Linked DNA regions of Mus musculus: regions 1 and 3 are each linked to region 2. The links are chromatin contacts, found by Hi-C or POLR2A ChIA-PET in ENCODE. All regions are on one chromosome and are shown on one strand. Each heading gives the region's core, a stretch centred on a gene start or an enhancer-like site at or near the end of the contact. The rest is flanking DNA. Distances are from core to core; before and after follow the strand shown.

Region 1 (4,923 bases), core at 82-2,581, 91 kb after region 2:
CACTGCTCTTCCAGAGGGCCTGAGTTCAATTCCCAGCAACCACATGGTGGCTCACAACCATCTGTAATGGGATCTGATGCCCTCTTCTGGTGTGTCTGAAGACAGCTACTGTGTACTCATGTACAGAAAATAAATAAAAAAATTTAAAAAAAAAAAAAAAAAAAAAAAAAAAAAGATTAAAAGAAAATCTTGGTTTTTGTCTTTTTTTTTTTTTTTTTTGCCTGTGAGGTGTGAGATAGCAGCCACTGTTCTGGCGGGGGGTGGGGGGGGTGTTGGTTTTTTGTTTTTGTTTTGTTTTTTCGAGACTGGGTTTTTCTGTATAGCCCTGGCTGTCCTGGAACTCACTTTGTAGATCAGGCTGGCCTCGAACTCAGAAATCCACCTGCCTCTGCCTCCTGAGTGCTGGGATCAAAGGCGTGCGCCACGCCTGGCTGTCACTGTTCTCTGAGCCATCTCACCAGCCTTTAATCCGGGAATCAGGAGGCCGAGGCAATCGGATCTCAGTGAGCTCTAGGCTAGCCTAGTCTACAAAGTTGTGTTCCAGGACAACCAGAAACTAGTCTTGGAAAAACAAACAAAGGCTGGAGAGATGGCTCAGTGGTTAAGAACACTGGCTGCTCTTCCAGAGGTCCTGTGTTCAATTCTCAGTAACCACAAGGTGGCTCACAACCATCTGTAATGGGATCTTATGACCTGTTCTAGCACGTAGGTAAACAAGCAGACAGACCACTCCTACATTTAAAAAAAATACATAAATAAAATTTAAAAACATTGGGTGTTTTGTCTTCTAATAAAAATCCATTGCTAACAGGGGAGTGGTGGCTGGGACCTTTAATCCCAACATTTAGAAGGTAGAGGCTGGTGGATCATTGAGTTTGAAGCCAGCCTGATCTACCAGCCTGATCAGCCACGGATACTCAGAAAAATCCTGTTTCGAACCCCCCCCACTCTCCAAAAAAAAAAAAAAAAAAAAAAAAAAGTCACTCTTGCTTGGAGAAAAAAGGTCGGAAGTCTTGGTGTACGCCCTTAATCCTAGCACTCTGGAGACAGTAGCAGGAGGATTACAGAGATGGAAACCAGTCCCAGCCTCTCAAATAAAGAAAATAAAAGGAAAGGGAAATGGCACGGTACGTGACTGCCAGATAAGGTTCGCGTACTTGCTCGGAAATTACGTGAGATCGACGGCTCTCTCGATTGAGCCTAGGGCACGCCTGAGAAGCTGCGGTGACCTCACAGAGCGCGGAGTCTCCGCGAGAAGTTCAGTGTTGTTTTCCTCTTTCCACCTTTCCCAGGGACTTCCGAGACCCCGCCTCTCCGGTGACGTCAGCACAGCGCCGCGTCAGGGTATAAAAGCCGCGTGGACGATGTTGGCGCAGATTGAGTCAGCTCTGAGTTTGTGGAAGATTACATGCGATATCCCGCGCGACCCCGCATCCCTTTGCCGGCCGGGACAGCCTTTGCTACAGCCTGTGAAACATTGCGTCCCCGAGCCCCACGCCTGAGGGCGACATGAACCCGCTGGCTTCGCGAGCAGTCCGGACCCACGATCGCTTTTGGCAACCAGAACCGGCGCTTCAGCCCCCGGGGTGACGTGCAGCCCGCCGGTGAGTGGGGGATGGGGCGGCCTTTGAGGGAGGACTCTCTGGCGAGGAGACTGGAGAGAGTTGTGGAATCTGAGGGGGCAAGCTGGAGGGCGATTCCAGGTTTGGGGAAAAGGCACAGAAGCCCAGATGGCTTATTTGGTCTGAGAGAGGAGAGCCCACGTCTACACTCTTCGTTTAAAGGGAAAGGGGCCGGGAGGCTCGACCGGCAATATCTGTATAGCGCCAAATAAAGGGAAGGACCCCAGGAGGAATAACCAGGGTCCGAGGGGTAGGCAGAGGGAGGTTTTAGGGGCATGAACACAAGCTTGAGGAACGAAAGGTCACTAAAAAGCCAGACTCTTACAGGTCTGAGAAGGGCTGGCCAGGAACTGTGACTGGGGCTAAGGGAAGGGTTTAAGAGTGTGGGCTCTTGGTTCTAAGGATGTAGAGCTTGGGTGTTGAGAGAGATTAACCAAGTGGCAGAGTTGGGTGTGAGCAATGTTATTTGGAATTCGAGGCAGGCATTCACGTGTTGCTGCTGTGACTATTTGTTACCATGACTCAGTGCTGTGACCCGAGACTGTTTCCCAGAGCGACTTCTAAACAAATTTCCCCCCTTTCTAGCCCAGACACATGGCCCCGAGCCCAAGACCCCAGCATGTCCTGCACTGGAGGGACGCCCACAACTTCTATCTCCTGTCCCCACTGATGGGCTTGCTCAGTCGGGCCTGGAGCCGCCTGAGGGGCCCAGAAGTCCCAGAGGCATGGCTGGCAAAAACAGTAACAGGAGCAGATCAGATAGAAGCTGCGGCTCTGCTGACACCTACCCCTGTCTCTGGTAACCTCCTCCCTCATGGGGAGACTGAAGAAAGTGGATCTCCTGAACAGAGTCAAGCAGCCCAGAGGCTCTGCCTTGTGGAAGCTGAAAGTTCCCCTCCTGAAACTTGGGGACTTTCAAATGTTGATGAGTACAATGCAAAGCCAGGACAAGATGACCTTAGAGAGAAGGAAATGGAACGCACAGCTGGCAAGGCCACACTACAGCCCGCTGGCCTGCAAGGGGCTGATAAGAGGCTTGGGGAGGTGGTGGCTAGAGAAGAGGGAGTGGCTGAGCCCGCTTATCCCACATCACAGCTGGAGGGTGGTCCAGCTGAGAATGAAGAGGATGGAGAAACAGTGAAGACTTACCAAGCTTCTGCTGCTTCCATAGCTCCGGGATACAAACCCAGCACCCCTGTGCCTTTCTTGGGGGAGGCAGAACATCAAGCCACGGAAGAAAAAGGAACAGAAAACAAGGCTGACCCCTCCAACTCTCCTTCTTCAGGCTCCCACTCCAGAGCCTGGGAGTACTACTCTAGAGAGAAGCCTAAGCAGGAGGGAGAAGCCAAGGTAGAGGCACACAGGGCAGGGCAGGGTCACCCTTGTCGGAATGCTGAGGCTGAGGAAGGAGGACCTGAGACAACTTTTGTCTGTACTGGAAATGCCTTCCTGAAGGCCTGGGTGTATCGCCCAGGAGAGGACACAGAGGAAGAAGACAACAGCGATTCGGATTCAGCTGAGGAAGACACAGCTCAGACCGGTGCCACCCCCCATACAAGTGCCTTCCTGAAGGCCTGGGTGTATCGCCCAGGAGAGGACACAGAGGAAGAAGACAGCGATTCGGATTCAGCTGAGGAAGACACAGCTCAGACCGGTGCCACCCCCCATACAAGTGCCTTCCTGAAGGCCTGGGTGTATCGCCCAGGAGAGGACACAGAGGAAGAAAACAGCGATTTGGATTCAGCTGAGGAAGACACAGCTCAGACCGGTGCCACCCCCCATACAAGTGCCTTCCTGAAGGCCTGGGTGTATCGCCCAGGAGAGGACACAGAGGAAGAAAACAGCGATTTGGATTCAGCTGAGGAAGACACAGCTCAGACCGGTGCCACCCCACATACAAGTCCCTTCCTGAAGGCCTGGGTGTATCGCCCAGGAGAGGACACAGAAGATGACACAGAAGAGGAAGAGGACAGTGAGAATGTGGCCCCAGGTGACTCAGAAACAGCTGACTCAAGCCAGAGTCCCTGCCTTCAGCCCCAGCGTTGTCTACCAGGAGAGAAGACCAAGGGACGTGGGGAAGAGCCCCCTCTCTTCCAGGTGGCCTTCTATTTACCCGGAGAGAAGCCAGAATCACCTTGGGCTGCACCTAAGCTGCCCCTTCGACTGCAGAGGCGGCTCAGATTGTTCAAAGCCCCCACCCGGGATCAGGACCCCGAGATTCCTCTAAAAGCTCGGAAGGTGAGTGTTAGACTAGATTCTAAAGCCGCTTACTTTGTGGCTCAGGAATTTATAGTCCTAGGGCTGGGATTACAATAGAATTCCACACTGCCTTTTTTTTTTCTTTAATATATAATTTATTCAAAGGGCCTAGATTCTGAGTCGGGAGGAGGAAGAGTCTGGGACCTGAAAATCCCTAAGGAAGTGTGTTGGAGGCGGAGACTCCAGGGAAGCCATGGGTTGCGACTTCTTGCATATGAACTCTGCTGGGAAGGCTGTGTTCACTCTCTTGCAATCTCCTGTAAGAGGCAGGGAGAGTGGTAGTTGTGGCCTGGACATCTGTGTCTTAGAGTGAATCAGAGGGGCAGGCAGGTGACTATTCAAATACCAAACATTTTTGCGTGACAGACTTTTTTATTTATTGTCCCCGTCCCCAGGTACACTTCGCTGAGAAAGTCACAGTCCATTTCCTTGCTGTCTGGGCAGGACCAGCCCAAGCTGCCCGTCGAGGTCCCTGGGAGCAGTTTGCACGAGATCGAAGCCGCTTTGCTCGACGCATTGCCCAGGCAGAGGAGAAGCTGGGTCCCTACCTTACCCCTGATTCCAGGGCCAGAGCATGGGCACGCCTTAGAAACCCATCTCTTCCACAGTCCGAGCCTCGCTCTTCCTCTGAGGCCACTCCCTTGACCCAAGATGTGACCACACCCTCTCCCCTTCCCAGTGAAACCCCTTCGCCCAGCCTGTACTTGGGAGGGAGGCGGGGCTAAGCCTGAGTAGTTTCCTATTATTTATTTATTTATTTATTTGAATAAGAAATAAAGCCTTTTAATTTGTAGTGATAAACTCTTACGTGTGTTCTTTATTGGTAGCTTCCGGGGAGGCTAAAAATGGTGTCCAAACTTTAGTTTAAGACCAACTTGATCTAGTGAGACCCTCTTAAAACACAGTCCTGTGTAAGGGACTTCCTTATGTAAGGTGCCACAAGTAATCTCCGCACTGGGAAGCTGAGGCAGGAGACTGGCTTGGGTTCCAAGACAAGCATAACATAGTGTGGCTGTCTCAAAAAAATTGAAGGGACAAGGAA
Region 2 (4,644 bases), core at 1,758-4,257:
GTTGTTCTTTAACTTTTGAGCTCTCTCTCTCTCTCTCTCTCTCTCTCTCTCTCTCTCTCTTGTAAAGTTCCTAGATCTTTTAGGAGACCCCGTGCCTCGAGACAGATGTGTCTCAACAGCGGCTCTCTCCTCCAGCCCACTTATAGCCATTTGCTCTTCCCATCCTAAATAAAAGTCTTTCAGGTTTCTCTGGGGCCAAGGAGTTGGACAGAATTCATATGTCCTCCAATTGTTCTCATCTCTCTAACAAGAGACTGGCTCCAGAAAGGCTCGAATCACTCCGTGCCTCCAGCATCACTCCGTGCTTCCAGCATCACTCCGTGCCTCCAGCAGCATCACTCCGTGCTTCCAGCATCACTCCGTGCCTCCAGCATCACTCCGTGCCTCCAGCAGCATCACTCTGTGCCTCTAGCATCACTCCGTGCCTCCAGCAGTGAGGAAGTACTGAGCTTTTGCATCTACCTTCATTAAATTCTTCACTGTCTGGAGTGTTGAGAGGGCCCTGCAGAGTGTTGCAAAGGGACTGGACCAGGTTCTCAGAAACAGCCTAGAATAACCCCAGAAATCCAGGAGACCAGTTGGTAAGTCTGGATTTTCTTCAGCCTCCCTAACCCAGAAACAGCTGCCCAGAGGTTCTAAGAAGACGAGCCAGAAGAGTCGGAAGAGACTGTGGCTTACAGTGCTGACTTGGGCTTCCCCTGCAATCAGAAAATGATATCCTGTTGAAGTGTCTGCAAAGCATTCCAGCATTTCCAGCAAGTTGATGTGCAAGTCTGGAAATGAGTACCCACAGCTCCAGGGCTACCACAGACATACACCAAAGCATAGAGACATGGATGGCTGACTTCTGATGAGTCAGACCAATCTAAAAAGACTGTCTGGCTTCCAGGGGTCAAATTGAGCCTGCAGCGGGGACAAGTCTGCATTGATGCCCACCCACTCAGGCAGGAAGGCAGCCTCAGGCCTGAAGATCTTCAGAAACTCCGAATCTGGCAGGGTGAAGTTTGCAAGGTAGACCGTGTCTCCACCAGCTAAGTAGGCAGCCCAGAAGCCAAAGGTGCCAATAGTCATGATGGTGTGGTTACACTGTGTGAGAAGTGCAAAGTCCTTCCCCGGTGTACCCTCCTGTCCATTGCCAGCGAAGACCACATCACCATGGGATGTGTCAATGTTCTCCAAACACCATTTCATGCCATTGCTGGTGACCACAAAGATGGGGTCTTTGTGTCGGGCCCGGAACCAGTCCATGGCTTGCTGGAGGTAAGCTCGGTCACCCACCACACCCTTCCAGCGATTGGGCATCACCTCCAGATAGTCTCCACGACGCACATGGACACCCACAAAGGTATGAGGGCGGATGCCCGCCGGGCCTATACGGAGCCCGCTCAACAGGTACTGGGCACCTTCCCGTAGATGGTTATGCAGAGTGAATTCCCTACGAATCTGTTCCCGAAGATGATGGAAAAAGGTCCAAGAGCAGGGGAAACCAGACAGCTTGAGAAATGGGTCCTCCAGATGGGAGTACTCCTCTGACATCCAGTCATGTAGGACTAAGTGCTGCCAAGGTGTGAGGCTGTCCACCTCAGGGTCCAGCACTGGCAGGGAGATTCGGAACACGGGGGCCAGGGCGGCATGCATCTCAGGTTGGATGAAGGCTTGGCGACCATTGAGCTGGGCTAGGGCCAGCAATGTAGCATACTGCCCCATCTGGTTACCAAACCTGCCTCCTGGGGTGATTGTCCAAGTCCCAGAGAGTGAGGAGGACTGCTCAGGACAGGAAGGGGAGCCATTAGATGTCTGCAATGGATGAGGTAGGCATACCATGGCCACTGGGGACTTCAGCAGGTGATAGTCTGAACACAGGACAGAGAGAGTTAGACCATTTCGAAAGAAGTTTCCTCCATTCAGGTGGAAAAAGAAGGAGCCGGCAGAGAGCACACAGACCAACAGAAATGCCAGGCAGAGCTGCCTCCGGCTGGGAGTCCACATAGCTATGGGGAGGAAAGACGAGTTAGAAGACACACAGATTAAGCCACCGAGTCTGAGTCTGGGACTCCTCAGGCTCTGAGATTTTCAGTGAGGTCAGGAGCTATGCAAATGAGTGGCTGCAAGACAGGAAGATCTGGGGGCCTTCTGGGAACCTCACAGCTCAACTACCTTCTGAGATGCACCTATATGTTGCGGGCACATTCTGCCTCCCAGGCAATAGCTGGGAGCCAGGGGAAAACCAGATAAAGAGAAGGGATTTTAGAACTGTAAAAGCAAGCCCCTGGATGTTGTATAACTTTTCCTGTGAGACAGGAACAAACATCAGTTTATCTTACATAAAGACCAGTTACATACTCAAGAACGATTCAGCCCATGTCCGGCTTAGTGAACTTATTGAGAGGGGTCACTTACAAAAGTTTGGGTGATTCCAAGGCAGCTACATAGTTAAAAAGCCTACTGCAAGTACAGGTGAGAGCTCACAAAAGCTGCATCCCGGAAGGAGGCCTGTGGATAGTTCCCTGAGTCCTTAAGATCCTTGCTCTGACAGAAGGGAAGGGATTTTTTTTTTTTTTTAAAGATTTATTTATTTATTATATGTAAGTACACTGTAGCTGTCTTCAGACACACCAGAAGAGGGAGTCAGATCTTGTTACGGATGGTTGTGAGCCACCATGTGGTTGCTGGGATTTGAACTCTGGACCTTTGGAAGAGCAGTCAGGTGCTCTTACCCACTGAGCCATCTCACCAGCCCAAGGGAAGGGATTCTTAATGGGGATAGGTTTGGGATAGCTTCCATGTTTTGAGGACGACGGGATAAGGGTTAGAGGAGCCTAAATACTCATCCCTGGGCGTCTGGCATCCCCAGTGCCAACTAACCTGAGCTCCTTGCTGGTGGTGCAAGCGAATTCTTTTTGCCTGAGCTTCCAGTTCTAAAATGTAGCCTTCATCGGCCGCGCTTGGAAGTCAGGAGCCCCGGCTCCGTAGCCCTCCGCTTCAAGCTTCCTTCCTGAAACTGACTGAAGGCTCAGAGACCGGTGGGGAGAGAGAGAGAAAGAGGGGCAGGGTTCCAAGGTGTACAGCCTCCGCCCTCCCGGCAGGGCAGGCAGCAGGAGGCGGAGACACATCCTACCTGGCGCTGCGCCCTCTCCTCCGCCCAGGTGGATGGGGCGCTGCGCCCCTGTCCCTTCTGGGTTCTCTGACTTGCACGATGGGCAGCCCAACTGGTACCCAGAAGCTGCCGTATCCTCTGTATGGACCCGGGGACTAGCACCCGGGCTGCAAGGCTGGAGCTGGGGAAGGGGGGAAGCGGGGCTCAGGTTCTATGCACGTTCCCATCTCCAGTGCCGTGACTTCTGCTTCCCTTAGCTAGATGCTCTGGGAGTAGCCACGCCCCAACGGAGCGAAGCCTGGCCACCTGCTTCTTCTTCGTACCCCGCCCGCTGCACTTTCCCAGGAGGATGGAGAACCTGTTTGCCAGCTGCCTCAACCCAAGTCTGAGCCTCTACTTGTAGCCGCCTACACATCACACTCCACAGGTTGTCTGCGCTCCAAGCCCCTCCTCTGTGGTGATCCTAAAGTCCGGGGCCCAGCTGTTACTTTTTAGATTGGTAAATACAGCAAATAACTTTTTTTCTGGCCAGAAGGAGGAAAGAGAGTGTTTTCAACATTCTTTTTAGACAGGCCTCTGAAGTGAGGCTGGAGACAAAGGTTCTCCCACGGTTCCTTCCGGAGCCCATTAATTAATCGCATGGAGTCGGGGCCTGAAGCCTCACCTTGACACCTTAAAAGACTCAGAAATTCCACTTGGCTAGCCCAAGATGAGATCATTTCTTCACACTGCAGAGTTCCAGGGCCACATCAGTTCTAAAGGTCCACTCCCCAGCCTCCTCCCCTTAGATGCTCCTTGGGACTTAGGGGTCAGTGCTCCAGTCTCACTCCCAAGAGTCCTTGCTCAGGGTTCCTCCTAGAAATCCAAACTCGGCCCCAGCGCCTTTGACTGCAGGAAACAACCCAGCTCTTCCCCTTCACCGAGCCTAATCCTCCCACCCCCCAAAGCATCTGGAGAGCACCTGTGCAGGACGCTGTCTGGTGAAAGAAGCACTAGGATTGCATCAGGGAGGACAGCAGCTGAGCACAAGGCCCGAATGCTAAGCAGGGGTTGGTGAGGGTGACTGGCCTGTGGCCAGCTGGGAGACTTCCACCTGCTGGGCTGAGGACTCCTCTTACACACTGCTGATACAGCTCTCCTGATGAAAGAAAGCCTCAGACACGCCCCCCCCCCAAAGCACCTTGAAGCTTAAAATTCCAAAAGGATGAACCACACCAGCTCAGTTGCTTACACAGAAAGTCTGAAGCCCCAGGTTCCTTCTTAGTACCCAAGAGCCAGACCCTAGCCTCCTCCCTCAGACCCAAGAGCTAGATCCCAGCCTCCTCCCTCAGACCCAAGAGCCAGACCCTAGCCTCCTCCCTCAGATCCAGGAATACAGACCCCAGCCACCTCCCTCAGACCCAGAACTGCAGAGCCCAGCCACCTTCAGACCCAGGAGTGTAGACTTCAGTCTCCTACCTCAGACCCAGAACTGCAGACCCCAGCTACCTTCAGACCCAGGAGTGTAGACCCCAGCCTCCTCCTTCAGACTCAGGAGTGTAGACCCC
Region 3 (4,806 bases), core at 1,206-3,705, 88 kb before region 2:
GTGCAGCACTGGTTTTTGCCTGGAGGTCGGATCAGGGACAGGTGTACCCAGGCGTCCCACATCGAGACTCCTTGTCTTGATTGGGGTCGCCTCCCTTCTTGTTCCTTTTGGTCTCAGCTCCAACATCTACAATGATTCTACCCACCCATCCCGCGCTATGGGGGAGGATCGTGGGAGAACCGGCCTGCCAAGCTCTTTGCCATCCAGATTCCCACAGTTCTGAGATCCTAGGTCCCCAACACAGGGACATGGGAAAGCTCCTCTGTAGAAGCCAGAAGAGGGATCCCGATATTCTCTTCTGCAAGACTGGGAGGCAGGATGCAACACCATCCACTTGGGGAATGGGGTGTGTGCGTGTGTAGGATCCGGGAACGTAGTACCCCGCTCTGGCCTGCTCGCTCCCATTTTTGGTGTCCTTGAAGTCCAGTCCCATCTCGTTTCCCAAAATTCTGGACCCAGACTCTGGAGATAGTACTCTCCAGTTAACTAAGGTGTTCTAAGTTTCTAGTCTTGGCTCCAAGAACATGAGGAAACTTGTCTTAGAGAAGAATACTGCCTCTCAGTGAATAATCCTTTCGCATTTGGGGACCCAAGTCCCCTAAAGGATCGCAGCATCTCATTGGGCAGACTTCCAAAAGTGTCGCGAGGCCCCGCCCTGCCCGACAGCCCCGCCCCTTCGCCGCACCTGCGCGGTGGCCGCCGGCGGCTCCCAGAGTGGCCCGCGCGGGGGCGTGCCCGGGCGAGGAGCGGGGGGAAGAGGAGCTGCAAGAGCCGGGCCCGGGGGAGGGCGCGGGAGTGCGCGCTGGAGAGGGTGCCGGCGACAGGCCCCCGGGGGGCGGCGGGCTCGGCGGTAGCCCGTGCTCCAGCAAGAAGGCGTCCAGGTCCACGTATTCCACGTCCCCGAAAGGCAAAGTGCGTTCCCACAGCAGCGGCGCAAAAAGACTCGGGCCAGCCACAGGCCCTGAGCGCCCCCGAGGGGACCCACCGCCACTAACGGCCCCACTCGGGGCATCGGCTGGGCCCGCCGTTTCCAGGCCGGGTCCCGGGACGGGGGCTGAGGGCAGAGTTGCCTTGCGCTCCTTTTCCTTCAGGAGACCTGTAGGCCAGGGAGAGACCGGATGGGGTGGAGGGACACAGGAGGGACCCCAAGTTAGAGATATGGCGGAGATACAGAGAAGTGAGGAGACGGGAGCCGTAGGGCAAAGACCCAGGGAGGTGGGTACAGGCAGGGAGAGAACCCAGAAAAAGAAGAGAGGGATAAAGACGGGGCTTGGGGAGACCCAGAGAGAAAAGAGAACAAGGCCCCAGCAATAGAGGGTCAGGGAGACGGGGACCCGGAGAGGGGGAAAAGGCAAAAGTATACAGAAGGATAGGGTTAGGGGCCCGGGAGGGGATTAAGAAACACAAGCACAAGCGACCCAGAGAACGAGGATGGAAGTTTAGAAAGAAGGGTTTAGTGACAGGGTGGGTGAAAGGTTGGGCAGGTGAGAAAGAAAAAGTGACAGCTCAGTAATTCTCCCACCCCCAGCACCCTCATCCCCTCCCCCACAGTCTGTTGGGGCTGGAAGGGGCTCCACTGCTCAGGCACATTCCTCATCCCTAGTTTCCATGTGACCCTGCGAGGCCCCGCCCAAGCCCGTGTCTGCACCGTGTGAGCATCCGACACACCCCCTCCCTTCCCCTAGGACTCCAGGGGTCCAGACTCTGAGGCCAAAGGAAAGAAAGAGGGGTCTGGCACCTAAACTCTGTCCTCAAGTAGGAACACTCCAGGGACTTGACCCTTAGGCCCTCCAGGCGTCAGATTTGGTCCTGGAGGCTGATGGACTGGAAGACCTAAGTGACCTAATGAAGACTAGCAAAGATGGGACACCTAGCTGATAGGTGCCGTGGACCACCACCCCAACAGTTGAGTCCCTAACACAGTGGGACTAGAACTCACAGCTGGCCGGTTCTTTGGGCTTGCTGTTTCCCTGCAGAAGGCTCCTCAGCCCAAGCAGCGCTCCCCCGCCAGGGGGGGCCCCAGCCGGGCCACCCAGCAGCAGGGGGCCCGGGGTCCTGTCGCTCAGAGGCCGCGCCATTGCCGTGGACCTGCTCCCAGGTTCATGAGCTCATGGAGAGTCGAAGAGATGAGATGATATGTCAGTCACCCGCACACTCCAGTGGTTCGGGCGAATGTGTCCCAGAGTCGGGAGAGCGCGGCGTGCAAGCCTCCAGGATCAGGACGCTTCAAATCCTAAGAGCGCTGCGGGGGTTCAACCAGTCAGTTCTGCAGAAAGGTGCAACTCAAAGACTGTCCCGGGAGGCTCCTATAGTCTGGGCGAGTGGGTGACCAAATCAAGCAGCTGTCTCTTTGCAACTGTGGGTCCCCAAGGGACACAGGCGCGCGCTCCTTCTGTACCAAGTGGGCGAGTCTCTGGCTCTAGCCAATTTTGCACTTCTCGCAAAGAAAGGAGCTTTGCAATCTGCACCCAGAGGTGTGCACCCAGGGGCGGAGGAGGGGGCAGGAGGAGGTGGCAGCCTTGAGGCGTGGCCAAAGCAAACTTCTTTCGCGGAAAAAAAAAAATCTAAACCAAAACACCGGACGCCAGAGCGCGCGCCCCTCCTCCGGGCCCCCTCCCTCCACTTGGGCCATGCACCCCAGCCGCGTGCCTTCCTCCGGCTTCTGGCAAGAACCAATCACGTCTCGAGCCCTTGAGACGCTCAGCCAATGAGATGAAGGGATATGCCAAGACCCTGGAGGCGCGTGAGGGGCTGAACTTGTGTAGTTGCCTCGCCTTTTGGAAGAAGGCGGGACACTGACCTATATTTGGCCAATGGGAGGAGGCGCTGGAGGCGGGACCGTGACCCACTTCGGGCCAATGAGGCAGGAAGAAGGGGGAAGCACATGGCTTTGCGCGTGCTATCGGATGCGGGTGTGGGGCAAGAGGGGTACCTCTTAAAGGAGCCGAGTGTTCACAGACTCATTGAGGAAAAAAAGCAGAACATCAATTAGAGCAGATTAAGGCAGAAAGAAGTGGGCTTCGGGAAGGATTTTTTTTTTTTAATATCTAGATGTTCCTCAATCGCGACTGATAAACCACCGAGAAACCGGAAACATTCAGTCCTTTTAATAGCTTTGTTTTGGGGTGAATCCCCTCCCCTGGTGAGGAAACTCAGAACAGGCGGGCGTAATCCTCGTTGGGGAGTCTCAGCGACCGTGAGGACCACCGTCCACTGCAAAGGGAAGCACCGGCTTGAGGGGTGTGGGAGCTGAGCACATAGGACTCTACTAGTCAGGCTGCTAAGGGGGAATGGAATATACCAAGTTGGGGGAATGATCAGCTCCTGGACCAGACCATGTAGGGAGGGAAGAAGGCCACATGGGACGTGCAGAATAGGCTGGTTTGCATAAAGGTACATGGAGAGGATATGGTCTTCTGGGCTGTACCATGTTGAGAAACCAGACAAGAAACTAACCGATTTCCCGGGGCCGAGCCACAGTGGCAGTAAGAAAGACAGAGGGATTGTACCACGCTGATTCTCAGAAAGGGAATAGCAGAAAGACTACAGCTCTAAGTAGGGTCATACCATTTGTAAACAGGTGACCTGGACCGTACCATCTTGGCAAGTAACAGTAGGCAGAGGGCATGGACCAGTATGTAATTGTACCACAAGGAAAACAGGGTGTCAGGCCTTAGACTAAGCTGCAAAGAGGGGTGGGCTGCAGCAGGCTGTTCCATATGGAGAGGTGAGAAAGGACAAGGGATGTATCACACTGAGACAACCACTGGGAATAAGTGCAGACTATCAGGACGTGGAGAAGGAGGGGACACACTAAGCATACCATGCAGGCGGTAGTTGGGGCCTCGGCAGCGCCTCTCGGGATGCCGGGGGTCCCTGTTGCCCCTCAAGGCTCTGTGGGCCAGGGGCTGCAAGGGCCGGCCATTACCACTGAGGCTCTGGAAGATCTGGGAGGGGGGATTCTGGCTCAGGAGTCTCAGGGAGTGCATCTGCCTCAAGAGAAACCACGGGTGAGTGGACCGGGGTGGTGCTCAGGACAGGAGTAGCATGCACACACGGGGGTGGGGGGGGGTGGGGGTGTCAGTCACCTGGAGGGAGGTAATATTGAGAGCCCTGTCGATGAGGATCCAGGTGACAGTCTCAGAGCACGGAGGAGTGCTGAGAGATCCCTGATAGGTGATGAAGCCGAAGGATTCTGGGAACAGGAGCTCCAGGCTCAGGTCTTGAAGAAAGTAGGCATCATCTGCGCAGACATCAAGTCAGCGTAAAAGGGGGTCCCAGATAATGCACAGGGACTTAGTTATGTCTGTTGTCGTATGGAGACTGAATGTAAGGCTTCGGACATGCTAGGCAGGTACCACTGCACCAGGCCCCCAGCCCCTCACCGGGAGATTCTGACCAGGCGCTCGTGACCAAGCTGCATCATCTCCAACCACTCTTCCCTTTCTGTTGTCACCCTGGCTCTTGCTAAGTAGCCCAGGCTGACCTTGAACTTACTCTGTAGCCCACCCTCCTTCCTCAGCCTTCCTAGGAACTGGGGACGCCACCCCTAGCTTGGGGGACTTACTTTTGTAGGAGATTCGGGTGATAGTGTCCCGGTTGAGGAGGCGACTGAGGAATGGGTTGGAACTGCCAGCCACCTACGCAGGAGGCACGAGGCGAGGGAGACGGCAGCCCAGACCTGCTCCACAAAGACCCACCACCCCAGGCTAGCCTCCCAGCCTCCCTGTCCCTCACACCCTGGAAGCCAGTTGCCCTCCTTGCCTCCCTCACATTGACAAAGAGGCTGAGAATGGCCAGGCCGTT

The links. Hi-C counts contacts between places; a loop is a spot of excess contacts on that map. ChIA-PET counts read pairs that join two places held with the same protein, here RNA polymerase II (POLR2A).
Region 1: POLR2A ChIA-PET joins it to region 2 with 17 read pairs in embryonic stem cell. The contact joins the promoter of Ppp1r15a here to the promoter of Fut1 in region 2. POLR2A ChIA-PET finds 5 or more read pairs at or near these places in 4 of 5 experiments (Patski and embryonic stem cell).
Region 3: POLR2A ChIA-PET joins it to region 2 with 11 read pairs in Patski. The contact joins the promoter of Dbp here to the promoter of Fut1 in region 2. A Hi-C loop is called at or near these places in 1 of 37 maps with a recorded cell type or tissue (left cerebral cortex). POLR2A ChIA-PET finds 5 or more read pairs at or near these places in 2 of 5 experiments (Patski and embryonic stem cell).

What each region holds. Positions count from the first base shown.
Region 1 is chr7:45,522,676-45,527,598 of GRCm38, reverse strand. Ppp1r15a (protein phosphatase 1, regulatory subunit 15A) reads left to right here and starts at 1,331. Exons shown (of 3, transcript NM_008654.2): 1 at 1,331-1,604; 2 at 2,208-3,860; 3 at 4,277-4,682. The coding sequence starts at 2,217. The coding sequence ends at 4,606. It also overlaps a transcript of Tulp2 not described here and a transcript of Plekha4 not described here.
Region 2 is chr7:45,615,969-45,620,612 of GRCm38, reverse strand. Fut1 (fucosyltransferase 1) reads right to left here and starts at 3,007. Exons shown (of 2, transcript NM_008051.6): 1 at 2,866-3,007; 2 at 1-1,991. The coding sequence starts at 1,989. The coding sequence ends at 856. RefSeq lists a cis regulatory region at 4,055-4,060 and a promoter at 3,747-4,644.
Region 3 is chr7:45,702,896-45,707,701 of GRCm38, reverse strand. Dbp (D site albumin promoter binding protein) reads right to left here and starts at 2,455. Exons shown (of 4, transcript NM_016974.3): 1 at 1,940-2,455; 2 at 686-1,096. The coding sequence starts at 2,078. It overlaps Car11 (carbonic anhydrase 11), which reads right to left. Exons shown (of 9, transcript NM_009800.4): 5 at 4,774-4,806; 6 at 4,568-4,640; 7 at 4,089-4,243; 8 at 3,824-3,989; 9 at 3,031-3,213. The coding sequence ends at 3,188.